Regions from separate parts of the Homo sapiens genome. Here region 2 is linked to region 1. The links are chromatin contacts, found by Hi-C in ENCODE. All regions are on one chromosome and are shown on one strand. Each heading gives the region's core, a stretch centred on a gene start or an enhancer-like site at or near the end of the contact. The rest is flanking DNA. Distances are from core to core; before and after follow the strand shown.

Region 1 (6,461 bases), core at 1,021-3,520:
TTTCCATGTTTAAAAAATATAACATTTTAATATACTTTAAAAAATGGATAGTATTAAGCCACTTTAGTGTTTACTTCCCTATTAGATTAAAAATAATTTTTAAATGTCAGTATTACAGAATGTCACAAATTAAACTCTGCAACTATTTAAACTTCTGAAAAAATTTAGTCAACTTACAATGTTTGAGGAAAGAAAACAGCCTTCCAAAATTCTTTCAAAGGGCACAAAAGTTAAAAAAAAAATTGAAGACCATTTCTGTACATGACCTGGCTCCCTTAATAACTCTCTTATCTCATGTCCTACTATTCTCTCCCTTGTTCAAGCCACTCCAGCCACACTGACTCCTCCTCTAACAAGCCAAGAATCCGTTTCCCTCAGGCCCTTTGCACTTGTTATGTGTTCCTCTCCTGCTCTTCTCCAAGACAGGTTCCTTCATCTGATCAACAGGGGCCTTCTTCAATCACCTCTAACCCCTTTTACCCCACTTATTCTTTTCTTCACAGCACTTACCACTCCCTGGCATGTATCTATTCTCAATCTTTTTCTCTATTAGATTGTAAACCCCTTGAATGCAGGGAGCTCCTCTGTTTTGTAATCCCAGTGTATCTCTAAAACACTATGACAATAAAGAGGTCAGGAAACATTTTTGAATAAATTTTAAAAAGTTTTCAGGAGGCTGGGCGCAGTGGCTCATGCCTGTAATGCTAGCATTTCCAGCGGCTGAGGCGGGCCAATCGCTCGGGCCCAGGAGTTTCAGCCTGGGCAACATGGTGAGACCCCAGCCTCTTCGAGGCAAAGGGAAAAAAAAGATCAGCTAAGTCATGGTGGCGTGCATCTACGGTCCCAGGTAATTGCGAGGAGCACGGCTTGAGCCTGGGAAGTCGAGGCTGCAATGAAATGTGATGACGCCACTGCACTCCAGCCAGGGCGACAGAACGAGGAGGTCTCAAAAAAAAAAAAAGTTTTCACGTGGTTTAAGGACTTACAGCACCTTTCTTGGGAACACTAACAGGAGACCAAAGCATTTCATGATCTTAACACTAAAACAGTTGTTGCACTACATAAAATCCTCCAAATACCTTTTTTTTTTTTTCAAATAAAAAGGCAACTTTCTGAAAGCTTTTCTTTTTTTTTTGAGACGGAGTTTCGCTCTGTCGCCCAGGCTGGAGTGTAGTGGCGCTATCTCGGCTCACTGCAGCCTCCGCCTCCTGCCGGGTTCAAGCCATTCTCCTGCCTCAGCCTCCTGAGTAGCTCGGATTACAGGCGCACGCCATTACACCCGGCTAATTTTTATATTTTTAGTAGAGACGGGGTTTCACCATATTGGCCAGGCTGCCCACGAACTCCTGACCTGACCTCAAGTGATCTGCCCGCCTCGGCCTCCCAAAGTGCTGGGATTACAGGCGTGAGCCACTGCGCTTGGCCTGAAAGCTTCTACTACCATTGTTGTAAGGGCATTTGTCACCCAGCTCAACCCAGGACACTTAAAGTGGGACCTCAGAAGGACGCAGTATTGGTTATATCCGTGGCTCTCCAAACTGACATACATAAGAATCAGCTGAAGGGACTTTTCCCCCTCCGTCGGCTCTCTCCCTCACTTCCTGATTCAGGTCTGGGGACTGGCCCTGGCATCTCTGCTTTGAAAAACTCCTCCGTTGATTCTGATACGTAGCAACTCCTGAGAATCACCTTAAGATGCCAAAAATAGCTGTTAAAGAGTTTCTTCCTCACTCGGTCTTTTCAGCCTATTTCTGATAGATCCTCAGTTCAAAAACAAAAAGCAAAAAAAAAACAAAAAAAAAAACCAAAACCAAACAAACAATAAGCCCCGCTTTAGTGCTCCACGGCCACCCAAAGGAACGCGGCTGGTCTACGCACAGCAGAGACCCAGGAGGTCCCGGCGATCGAGCGGCGCGGCAGGTGAAACTTCCGCGGAGACGCCCGGGACACGCTCGCAGGGACCGGAACCGTCCCGGCTACCACCCTTCCGTATGCACCACCGCTGTGTCGGAGTTCATAACCAACCCCAGCCAAAGGCTACCCAGCGTCAACGGCCTCTGGCTTTAAAAAAAAAATCTCCCTTCGGGTTAAAGAGCCGCGGCACTGACGCAAGGAACTGGCTTCGAGGGTCCGGGACCGCTCCGCGCCCGCGAACCGAGTTCCCGCCTCCCTCGGGAGGACGTCCGTGCGTACGTGCGCGTGCCGCAACCGCCCTCCTTCAAACGCGCGACGCGAGGGCGGGGGCGCCGCGTGCGCGCGCGCTCTCGTTGGTTCGCTCTCTCGCTAGCTCTCGGCTGCCGCTCTTGCTGCGGCTGCGGCTGGGGCTGGGGGCGGCGGCGGCGGCGACGCGGGCGGCGGGCGGCGCGGGGCGGTCCGGCGGGTTCAAAGAGGAAAACATGGCGGAAAACAAAGGCGGCGGCGAGGCTGAGAGCGGCGGCGGGGGCAGCGGCAGCGCGCCGGTAACTGCCGGGGCCGCCGGGCCCGCCGCGCAGGAGGCGGAGCCGCCTCTCACCGCGGTGCTGGTGGAGGAGGAGGAGGAGGAAGGCGGCAGGGCCGGCGCTGAGGGCGGCGCGGCCGGGCCCGACGACGGGGGGGTGGCCGCGGCCTCCTCGGGCTCGGCCCAGGCTGCTTCATCTCCTGCGGCCTCAGTGGGCACTGGAGTTGCCGGGGGCGCAGTATCGACGCCGGCTCCAGCTCCAGCCTCGGCTCCCGCTCCGGGTCCCTCGGCAGGGCCGCCTCCTGGACCGCCAGCCTCGCTCCTGGACACCTGCGCCGTGTGTCAGCAGAGCTTGCAGAGCCGGCGTGAGGCGGAGCCCAAGCTGCTGCCCTGTCTTCACTCCTTCTGCCTGCGCTGCCTGCCCGAGCCGGAGCGCCAGCTCAGCGTGCCCATCCCGGGGGGCAGCAACGGCGACATCCAGCAAGGTGAGCCGGAGGCCCTGCCTGGCATCTGGGCCGCAAGGGATTTGCGCAACCCTAGAGGAGCTGGGGACGGAGGTGCTGGGGCCTGGGGCTGCTCGGACGGGCGCCATCCCGAGGGGTCTCTAAGGTGAAAGACTCGCCCCTGGGACACTTTCCAGAGAAGCTGGACCGCAAGAGATAAGGGGAGCATGAAGGGAGGGGTGCCGGCTGCGAGAGGCTGGGGGAGGGGACACTGGCTCCGAGGGAGGGTTTGTGATGTGCGGAACCCGGCCGAGCGCTGGTTCTGGAGCTGGCAGACCCGTACAGTGAGAGAAGGGGGATTTGGGAAACACGTTGTGAGGAAGCGTTTTGGCTGAAAGGGCCCGGGCCAGCGAGGTGTTGAGGGAGTAGGTAAGAGGTAAGGGCAGTGAAGATGGATTGCTTTGGAGGGAGGGGACTTGGCGTGTTCACAGATAGGAGAGAGGAGGACTATGGATTAAATGGAGGTGGAGAGAATATGTTGGAGAGCAAGGGGTCCAGAGAAGGCGCCTGGAAGAAAATTGTAAGATGACATGGGGAAAGAGAAACTCGGAAAGTGGACTGCATGGTTAGGGAAAATCCTAAGGTTTGGGGATGAAGGAGAAATGAACTTTGAAGGAAATTGAGAGTTAGGGAAAGCTGGGCATGAATTTGTTTTAGCTAATTGGCCGTTAATGAGCCCCTAGTGTTGGGGCACTGTGCTAGGATTGAATAAAGTACTCAATGAAGACTTCATTCACAGTCTAACAGGAGAAACATATAACTTGCAGCAGTGGAGGTGAGTCCTCAGTACAATGGTTGTGGCACAATAGAGGAAAGGTCAGGGAAATTTCACAGGAAAGGAAATCCATGAACAGGTTTCTTGAAGAATGAGTACCTCACTGGGTTGGAGGGTATTCAGGGCACAGGACACCCTTCTACATCCCTGGAACTAAAGACTGTGTAGGGTGATTGGTGGAAATTAGATTGGATTGATGGGCTGAAAAGATAAAGGTTTCACAGTCTCTTAAACTCTTGGGATCCAGGTGTAAGGACTTCAGAATATTTTGGGATTTTTCTTTTTTCTGGCAAGGTCTGTTATGTGAGACTTTTATCAGGGTCTGAGTTAACTCTATCAAACACGTTAATGTTTCTACATTGAAACACGTGAATGTCACGCTAATGGGATAGACGATAAATAACCTCCCAGCATTCACAGTGGGTTCTGTTGCAAACCAATGAAAAAAATTAAAATTTCAAAGCTTTTGAATTTCGGGACTGTAGGTAAGCGATTGTGGAGCTGCACTAAAGGGCTTGGAATTCATCCTGTAGAGTGTATCCTCGACATTGTGGACTGAAGGATGTTCCTGGAGGGCTTTCATATCAAGAGGATAAAAGGATCAGATTTCTGATCCAGAAAGATCACTTAGGGCACTTGAGGGATGAGGGAAGGCAAGGCTGGAGACAAGGAGACCAGTTAGGAGAATCCTGGCGGTTATCTAGGAAAGAAATCAACATTTGGAATGGGTAGTAAAGGAATGATATATCAGGTATTACAGAATGAAGCATTTTGGTTTGGGGGAACGGTAGGGTTTGGAAATCTACTTTGCCATCTCCTACTTACGACTTGGGCAGATGACCTTTTCTTAGCTTCAGTTTTCTCATTTGTGAAATGGGAAAAAAGTATATAACCTCATAGGGTTATTGAGAGAATGAAGTAAGATAAAATGTGTAAAGTGATTAGTACGTGGTAGTTACTAATGAAATGGTAGCTAGTATATTAATAGTAGTAACTAATAGTGGCTATGGGAATGGAGGGATGGGGGGAGTGTATTGAGATTGGTGTGAGGGAGACAAACGTAGAATTCCACATTTTTTGTTTGGTGGATGGCAATGCTATTAATACATATTCAGACACTGAAGCAGGGCTGGGGTGAGGGTGAGGGCTGGGGTGTAGGGAGGATAAAATGTTTTCAGATTGGGATGTTTTGGGTTTCTAGCATTATTGGTACATGTAGGTAAGAATGTTAAGAGTAAGGCTTTGGTTGTTGGAGAAGCTACTAATTGTTAGTAGGTGTTCAGAGAATAACTGCTGGTGGTCTGTGCACCCATGACCATAGTAAGACACATAGGATTCAGTGTTCTTGTGGGAACCTGGGTTAGGTAAGAGATTTAGAGGGAACCCAGAAATACAGATTGTGTTTGACTGATGTGGCTGAGGGACTGAGGTTATGAAATTGGCTCTCTGAAATTTATGAAGGAGAGAGAATAATATGTAAATCCCCTCTTCATTTCTTTATCCTTTCTTTTTGAAGGAGGGGGAGTAAGTGGAAGGGACTAACCAAATGCTGTCAATCTTAAGTAATATTTCTCTCTAACCAATATCTAAAACAAATTGAGTCTGGAATCCACCATGTTTTTGATTAAAAAAAATTTTTTTTTGAGACAGTCTCGCTCTGTTGCTCAGGCTGGAGTGCAGTGGCTCGATCTCGGCTTACTGCAGCCTCTGCCTCCCAGGTTCAAGCGATTCTTGTGCCTCAGCCACCCAAGTAGCTGAGATTGCAGGCGCATATCACCACGCCTGGCTAATTTTTCTGTTTTTAGTAGAGACGGGGTTTTGCCATACTGGTCAGACTGGTCTTGAACTCCTGGCTTCAAATGATCTGCCTGCCTCAGCCTCCCAAAGTCCTGGGATTACAGGCATGAGCCACTGTGTCTAGCCATCCACCGTGTTTTTAGATAGTCTAGAAAATAATTTGTCAGTATTAACTCCTATATACCATTCTGCTTTGCTCTTTAAAAAGATCAAGCTGTGCTGGAAAGAGCACTAGATTGGGTGTTAGGGGACATAGTTCAGCTCTTTAGCTATTTTACGCTAAAGGAAGTTCATACTGTTTTTGTCCTTCAGTTTCCCTTTAAAATGTAGCTGATAGTCGTTTACTTATATCTCACCAAGGCAAATAATAAATGTGAAAATGCTTTGTAACTGAGAAATGCTTCAACAATACAGGATATTATTGATCAACCTCAGATATCATCTCTGGTCTGGAGATCATAGCTAGTGGTTTTAACTCACCATCTTTTTCAAGTGATTTTGAAACAATGATGAGTATAATGCCCTCCTGCCTAACTGGCCTTTTCCTGTTTCTCTTAATACATTTATTCACACCCTCTGGCTGTTCTTTCTAGATCAACAGTTCTCAGAGTGTGGTTCCTGGATCAACAGCATCAGCATCATCTGTGACATTGTTAGGAATACAGATTCTTGGGCCGCATTCCGGACCTCCTGTCCAGTAGTCTCGTTTAACAAGCTCTCCAGGTGATTCTGATTCACGCTTAAGTTTGAGAACCACTGTCTTGAATGAAGGGCTCTCACTTCAAATGTCTCCTCAGACTTTGACTTCTCATTTTAAAGTAGTCCTCCAGGTCGCTCTCTGATAGATCATCTTATTTTCTTTGTAGCACAGCTAAAATCCAAAATGTTTATTTTTGTTTACTTGCCCGTCTCACTTTGCACTAGGATATTGTAGACTGTTCAATAAATA
Region 2 (6,461 bases), core at 1,092-3,591, 2.5 Mb before region 1:
AATCAGACTTCTCAGATTAACTAGCTGCTTGGTATTTAGGTAGTGACAGCCAAAAGACACTTAATACATATACAAATTTTGTTTTTTAAAATGACTTTTAAAGAACAATCCTAATACATACCTGGCTACAACTCTTTCAGGGAGAAAAAAAAAAAAAAGCAAATACACTTAGATGTTCCTTTTGGACCCTTACCTGTATTCTTTCTTGTCCTGTGGCAGAAGCAAACCCTGAAGCTCTACCACAAAGTCCTCATGCAATAAGCAATGGGAAACAGGAATGCTAGAGAAAAGAAAAAAGTTGAAAACATTTTTAGGTCAGGAACAGAGATCAATATCCTAAAGTCAAATCAAAACTATGGGTTTTTACACCAAGAATCTATGTATAACCTCTACTGGGTTTGTAATTCCCACACATTATCACAGCTATGGGCATTCCTTTGGGGAAGAAGTCCCTAGCTTTCATCTTTACCCACTTTCTCAAATAAAGCATAACTGTTTCTTGATGACTCAAAAGTTTAAAACCACACTGCACTGTGTAATCTCTACACTGGGATCCCCCTACGAATGACATAATTAGGGCTGGCTGTGAGGCCCTGTATGAATTTTCCCCAGGCTCTTCCCTTCATCCTTTCCCTCTAACAAGCTGAGAGCTGTCACTTAGTGTTATTCACACGCCTACCTCTAACAATACGCCCTATATGCTTCTTGTTTTGTGTAAGTTTTTAATCACTCCCTTCCAACTTATTATGAAAAAATTTAAATATATATAACATTTGAGAGTAAACAGGTTTGAGTGAAGGTTTAAAGTACTCTCCTAAACCTGTGGCACTTTTTTTGGCCTGTATATTGGTTATCAGATATAGTCCAAATAAATCAAGTTTATCAAATAATTGTCTTCAAATACCACTGTGCTAGTTTGTATAGCAAAGCATTTGTGTAGATGGGATCCTAAATAAGAGTGTTTCTCTTAATGTAAAACCAAATCTTATGCCACCATTAATGTTGAATTCCTGCAAAGGTAAAAATGCTTCTATCTCACAAAACTTGACCTGGGTACTATATCTGAGAGGCTCAGTGTAAATCATCTAACTCATGAAACAGAAACATGGGAAGTTAGTATACATGTTGAAAGGGCACTTTTCTAATACTGATATCCATTATGTACTCTACATCTGACACGGAGAAAAATAACTTTTCTCTACCAAGTTTTGCTGAATAGAGAGCAGGAGATGTTTAATGATGTGATGATAGTTTTAAAATTCACATAGAAAATGTAGACACTTGGTACTGTGAAAACATTAACACTTGACAAACTATTAACTTTCCTCACTTTAGAGAAGATGCTTAACATTTCTGACTCTCTCCTCCCACCTCAGCCTCACGAGTAGCTGGGACTACAGGCGTGTGATACCATGCCTAGACAATTTTTTTTAATTTTTCGTAGAGACGGGATTTCACCATGTTGCCCAGGCTGGTTTCGAACCCCTGGGCTCAAGCGATTCGCTCGCCTTCGCCTCCCAAAGTGCTGGGATTACAGGCGTCACACACCGCGCCAGGCCCTCCGTTGTTTCTTCCAGCGCTAATTTCTTTGAATTATCAATTTCACCATTTAGATGCAGAGAATCCTACTTAAAAATAAGAAGGCTAACAACTAATCACTAGAGTGTTTTAAGCTCAAACATTTAAAAAAAACCGTCGGGCCTAAAACTAGTGCAAAACAGGGACAAATTATTTTCCACTATGTCTGCTGTGTGTCCTTACTCCTTTAAAGGGGGAGGGACTGTCTGGGCAGGAGAAGGGAGTGGTTAAGGCCTGTCAAGTGAATAGAAACCCAGAGCTGGAAAACACCGGATCCTCAATTTTACAGGTAGGGGAACCATCGGCCCAGAGAGGGGGGTAACCAGCCTCGGGTCACACAGCCAGAATTAGCTGGGCGTCTTCCGAACACGCCACGCTGCCCTGGGATCACCAATTGCTTAAAGGGTCCTGACACCGCAAACTAGGGCCCCACCACTCCTCGGCCCTGTGACGCCCGACAGCGGGGAGCGGGAAGCTCCTCTCGGGAGGCCCCGGGCAGCCACAGGGAGTGGGGCCCAGCTCCAGACCTACTCGGTGGCCCGCACGAAGCTGCACGTGTCTGCCCGGCACACGTAGAAGCTCTTTCCTTTATTCGGGCCATCGCGGACGCCGGTCTTAAGAAAGCAGAAAGTCCCTGAAGAGAGAAGAAAGTGAACAACGATTACGCCACGCTAAATCAACAGGCCCCGGGACGCTGAGACCCTAGCCCCTTACCGTGCTCTGGACACCTAACTTCTTCCATTTCGCTGGGTCCCCCAAGTTCCACAAAGCCCCGCCCCCAATTCTGCTTCCGCCTTTTACTCCGCCCTCTTTGTTCAGGAACCAACCATCACTCAGCTCTTGCAGTCTTAATCCCTCCCATAATTCTCCGCCCTTGGCCTTCACCCGTCCTAGCCGCTATCAGCCAATCATATAGGAACTTCGCTCACCTCCAACCAATCACAGCTGCCCTCAGGTATGGCGCGCGCCGAAATCAAATACGGAGCCAGGGGGCGTAAAGGACCCGGCTTTTGCAGGCTGGGGCGTGGCTGAGGCTGGGGAGAAGCTTAGAAGGTGGCGGGGCTTCTGGAGGAAAAGAAGCTTCGATTTGCAGGTCTTGGAAGACGGAAGGGCAACTCTTGTTTACGTTTAAAACCGAGAGGCGGCCCTAGGGGTAGCGCCAGTTAGCAGGCGCTGAAAGGCCCTGGCTTCGTGGGTGTCTCTGAGCCAGGCTGGCGCTCGTGCGCGCTGGGCTCCGCGCTCAGTCGCTGGGGTGGGAGGCCAGGGGAAGCCGCCGCTGCAGGCCGAGCCGCGAGATTTGCAGTGCAGGAGCCGAAGCGGCGGGCATGGTGGGAGGTCCTTGGAAGCTGCTGCGGGGAACTGAAACGGCTCTGATAGGCAGGCACAAAGACTTCTCTAGGACCCCCTACAATGCTTTACGTTTGCCTCGTGCTTTAGATTTCACAAAGTGCTTACACATAACACGACCCTCCTCACTCGACCTGGTGAGATGGGTAGCATTTTGTGGAAGATTCCGAGACTCAAGTTTGAGAGACTCACCCAAGGTCAGAGTTGGCGAGTGGGCGGTCCGTGGACAGGTGCGCAGGTCTCAGCGCCATTTGGCCCGCGCTGCTGCTTCCTGTGTGTACTGGATGTTCTCTAGGCTCGCCCAGCGTGGAAGCCCCGAGTTACCAGCCGCAACGTGGAAACCACAGAAGGGGAAATAGATGACTTTTGGTGAAGGCGAATTTTACTTTATCATTTTGTATTGTCAAACTTTTTTTTACTATTATGCTTTTGTAATTTTAAAAATCGAAGACGAGGTTAAATAGAAGAAAGGGGACAGTTCCCTTCTATTTAACTTCATCCTCGATTTTTAAAATTTGAAGTTGTAATCAAAACTATTAGTAAACAGAGAGGAATAGATATTAGATTTATTGCAATAGAAATAGTTTCATATTGCAGCTATTGAGGACCATATGTCCCAGACATATGGTGTGGCACCTGCACTGTTCTTATGGGGGCCGTAGAACAGAAAATCTGTAATGTCTAGGAAATCTGGGCGATGTGATAAATGTACATGTTATGGGGATCCGGAGGAAGGGAGACAAACCTGAGGTATCATTTATTAATTAAACAGTACTTACTAAATAGCTTTTTTGTGCCCGTTGTGGACTAGGTGCTTGAGAAATGTAAAATTCATTCATTCACACACACAAAGTTTGAAACAACTATTCTAAGCACAAGGAACTTACTCAGTATTTTGAGGAGACTGAACTAGTACATGTTGAACACTTAAATAACAATATAAAATAGTATTTAAATGTCAAAATGAATGGAGTTAGCAGTAACTCTCTAGGACTAGAGAAAAATGGAATTTCCAAAGTGAAGTTCCTTTATACATAACTACCCTTCCGAAACTTAGATGAACTTAGAGATAAGACAGGAACAACAAATAGGTAGAAGCATTTTCATTATTCCAAGATTGTTATTCTTGCAAATGATGTATTTGTACATGTTTAATAGATGCTGTATTGGAGGTAGTATACCATGAATACAGGATTTGCAGAAAGAGGGGCATGGTAATTAATTATTTCTTGAATAATTTTCGAAACAAGGCAAAATCGGGGCCTCTTAAATATCCCGTTAAGGAAGAAGCTCCTCCTCTGCAAGTACCCAAGTCGGTATCTCCAGTCCAACCTCACAAAAGTGTGCACAGCCAAATCACAGACAGGAGGAATATTTCTTCCATAAATTAAAAATATACTAGATCAAAATGTTAAGTCCCTGGACAACTTATTCCACCTCATCATATTTACAAGATTGAAAAAAATAAGTTTGAGATTGGACGAAAGATGGTCATAACTGGAAACATTTTTAAAATTAATTTTTATGCCCGTTGAGTATGGTGGTGGGCACCTGCGGTCCTAGCTACTCAGGAGGCTGAGGTGGGAGGATGGCTTGAGCCCACAAGTTTGAGGCTACAGTGAGCTGTGATTGTGCCACTGCACTCTAGCCTTGGTGACAGAGTGAAACTTTGTCTCTTAAAAAAAAACTTATGCCTATTGAAATAAATAATAATGAATTATACAACATACACTTTTCAAAATATACACATGTATTGGTGTATGTGTATTAATTTTTATTCTTAATTTATATTTTAAATTTATATTGTTAATTAGCCTACAGACCCCCGGAGAGACCTTGGGAGAATGTGCTTTATGGATCTCTATTTTGAGTAAAGTTTAGAGTTTGTTTTTCCTTAAAGCTTGATTTATTCAAAATAATGTCTAGGCTGGGTCCTAGATTTAGATGGCTTAAAATGCACAGGTTAATTATCCAATAAATTTGTTCAGTATGGAGCTGGTCAAATGCAAAGTATATGTTGGAATTGTTCTAAAACTGGATTGTGGTAATGGGTGCACAATTGATTAAATTTACTAGACTCTTTGAATTGTACACTTTAAATAGGTGAATTCTATGACATCTAAATTATACCTTAATAAGGCTGTTTTAAAAACTAAGCAATGCCAAAATACCTATCTGCTGCATTGAAAGTAATAACTAAAATTGGTCATCTAGATATGTTGACATCCTTAAGGAAACATCCTAATGGGTGAAGAAATAAAGTGGTAGTAGAAACCCTTCGGTTACAGAAGCAGACTGGTTCTTTGACCTGTGAAATATTGAATAAAATCCAGGGTAGGCCAGACAAGGTGGCTCATGCCTGTAATCCCAGCAGTTTGGGAGGCTGAGGTGGGTGGATCACTTGAATCCAGGAGTTTGGGACCAGCCTGGGCAACATGGTGAAACTCCATCTATACAAAAAATAAAAAAATTATCCAGGCTTGGTGGAGCATGCCTGTGGTCCCAGCTACTTGGGAGGCTGAGTTGGGAGGATCACCTGAGCCCAAGGAGGTCGAGGCTTCTGTGAGCCATGATTGAACCACTGTGCTTCTGCCTGGATGACAGAGTGAGCCCCTGTCTCAAAAATAAAATATAATTCTGGGGTAGCACAGACACTCATTTTATTTTTATTTATTTTTCTTTTCTTTTTTGAGATAGTGTCGTGCTTTGTCACCCAGACTGGAGTACGGTGGTGTAATCATAGCTCACTCTAGCCTCAACCTTTCAAGCTCAAGCAATCCTCCCACCTCAGCCTCTGGAGTAGCTGGGACCACAGGTTTGTGCCACCACACCTAACTAATTTTTTGATTTTTTTTTTTTTTTTTTTTTTTTTTGTAGAGAGGAGGTCTTGCTGTGTTTCCCAGGCTGGTCTCAAACTACTAGGCCCAAGCAGTCTTCCTGCCTCAGCCTCCCAAAGTGCTGAAATTACAGGTGTGAGCCAACACACCCAGGAACAAGTCCAACCCCACAAAAGTGGAGCTTAATTCCTAGGAAAATGAAAGAATTATACTTTCTGTGGTCAGCATTGTGCTGGCTGGCATACATTAAACATGTCAGACCTCCATAAGATACCAGTGGTGAGAGGATGAGCTAGAACATTCACCTTTTGACATCTCGGTCACTACCTTATTGTTTTAAAATAATCAGCAATTCCAAGTTTCAAGTGATTTGTAAAATTCTAGCGGCTATGCTTTATTGATTATTTTTTAAATTAAATTGTTCAAATTTATGTTTCAAATGAGCAGATCATTCTAAGAATCATATTTACTTTTCTGAACTTCTGGTGTTTTTGCTTGTTGCTTTGGGATAGGATGGGAAGGAGTAATTTTAATTGGCAGATAAAAGATTGTTCCCTATTAGGCACATTCTGAGAGGGAAAGTCATATTCTAACTTTTCCTGAGGTGTGTTCTGAGATAGTACTTTTATATGCATTGTCACATTTAATTGTCACAACTAGCCTAGGGATGGGATTTTTTATCCCCATTTTTAAGATGAA

What was found. Hi-C counts contacts between places; a loop is a spot of excess contacts on that map. Pooled maps may share reads with other maps.
Region 2: a loop to region 1 is called in a pooled map, with 9 times the contacts of the local background. The contact joins the promoter of TTF2 here to the promoter of TRIM33 in region 1. A Hi-C loop is called at or near these places in 6 of 50 pooled maps.

The regions. Positions count from the first base shown.
Region 1 is chr1:114,507,012-114,513,472 of GRCh38, reverse strand. TRIM33 (tripartite motif containing 33) reads left to right here and starts at 2,270. Exons shown (of 20, transcript NM_015906.4): 1 at 2,270-2,922. The coding sequence starts at 2,397. It overlaps LOC124904348 (a long non-coding RNA gene), which reads right to left and starts at 2,135. Exons shown (of 2, transcript XR_007066452.1): 1 at 1,548-2,135. RefSeq lists enhancers at 311-1,073, 1,934-2,103 and silencers at 2,294-2,403, 2,434-2,733.
Region 2 is chr1:117,056,206-117,062,666 of GRCh38, reverse strand. TTF2 (transcription termination factor 2) reads right to left here and starts at 2,341. Exons shown (of 23, transcript NM_003594.4): 1 at 2,293-2,341; 2 at 2,110-2,212; 3 at 194-280. The coding sequence starts at 2,320. CD101-AS1 (CD101 antisense RNA 1) reads left to right here and starts at 3,177. Exons shown (of 4, transcript NR_110786.1): 1 at 3,177-3,294. RefSeq lists an enhancer at 2,641-2,800 and a silencer at 3,221-3,270.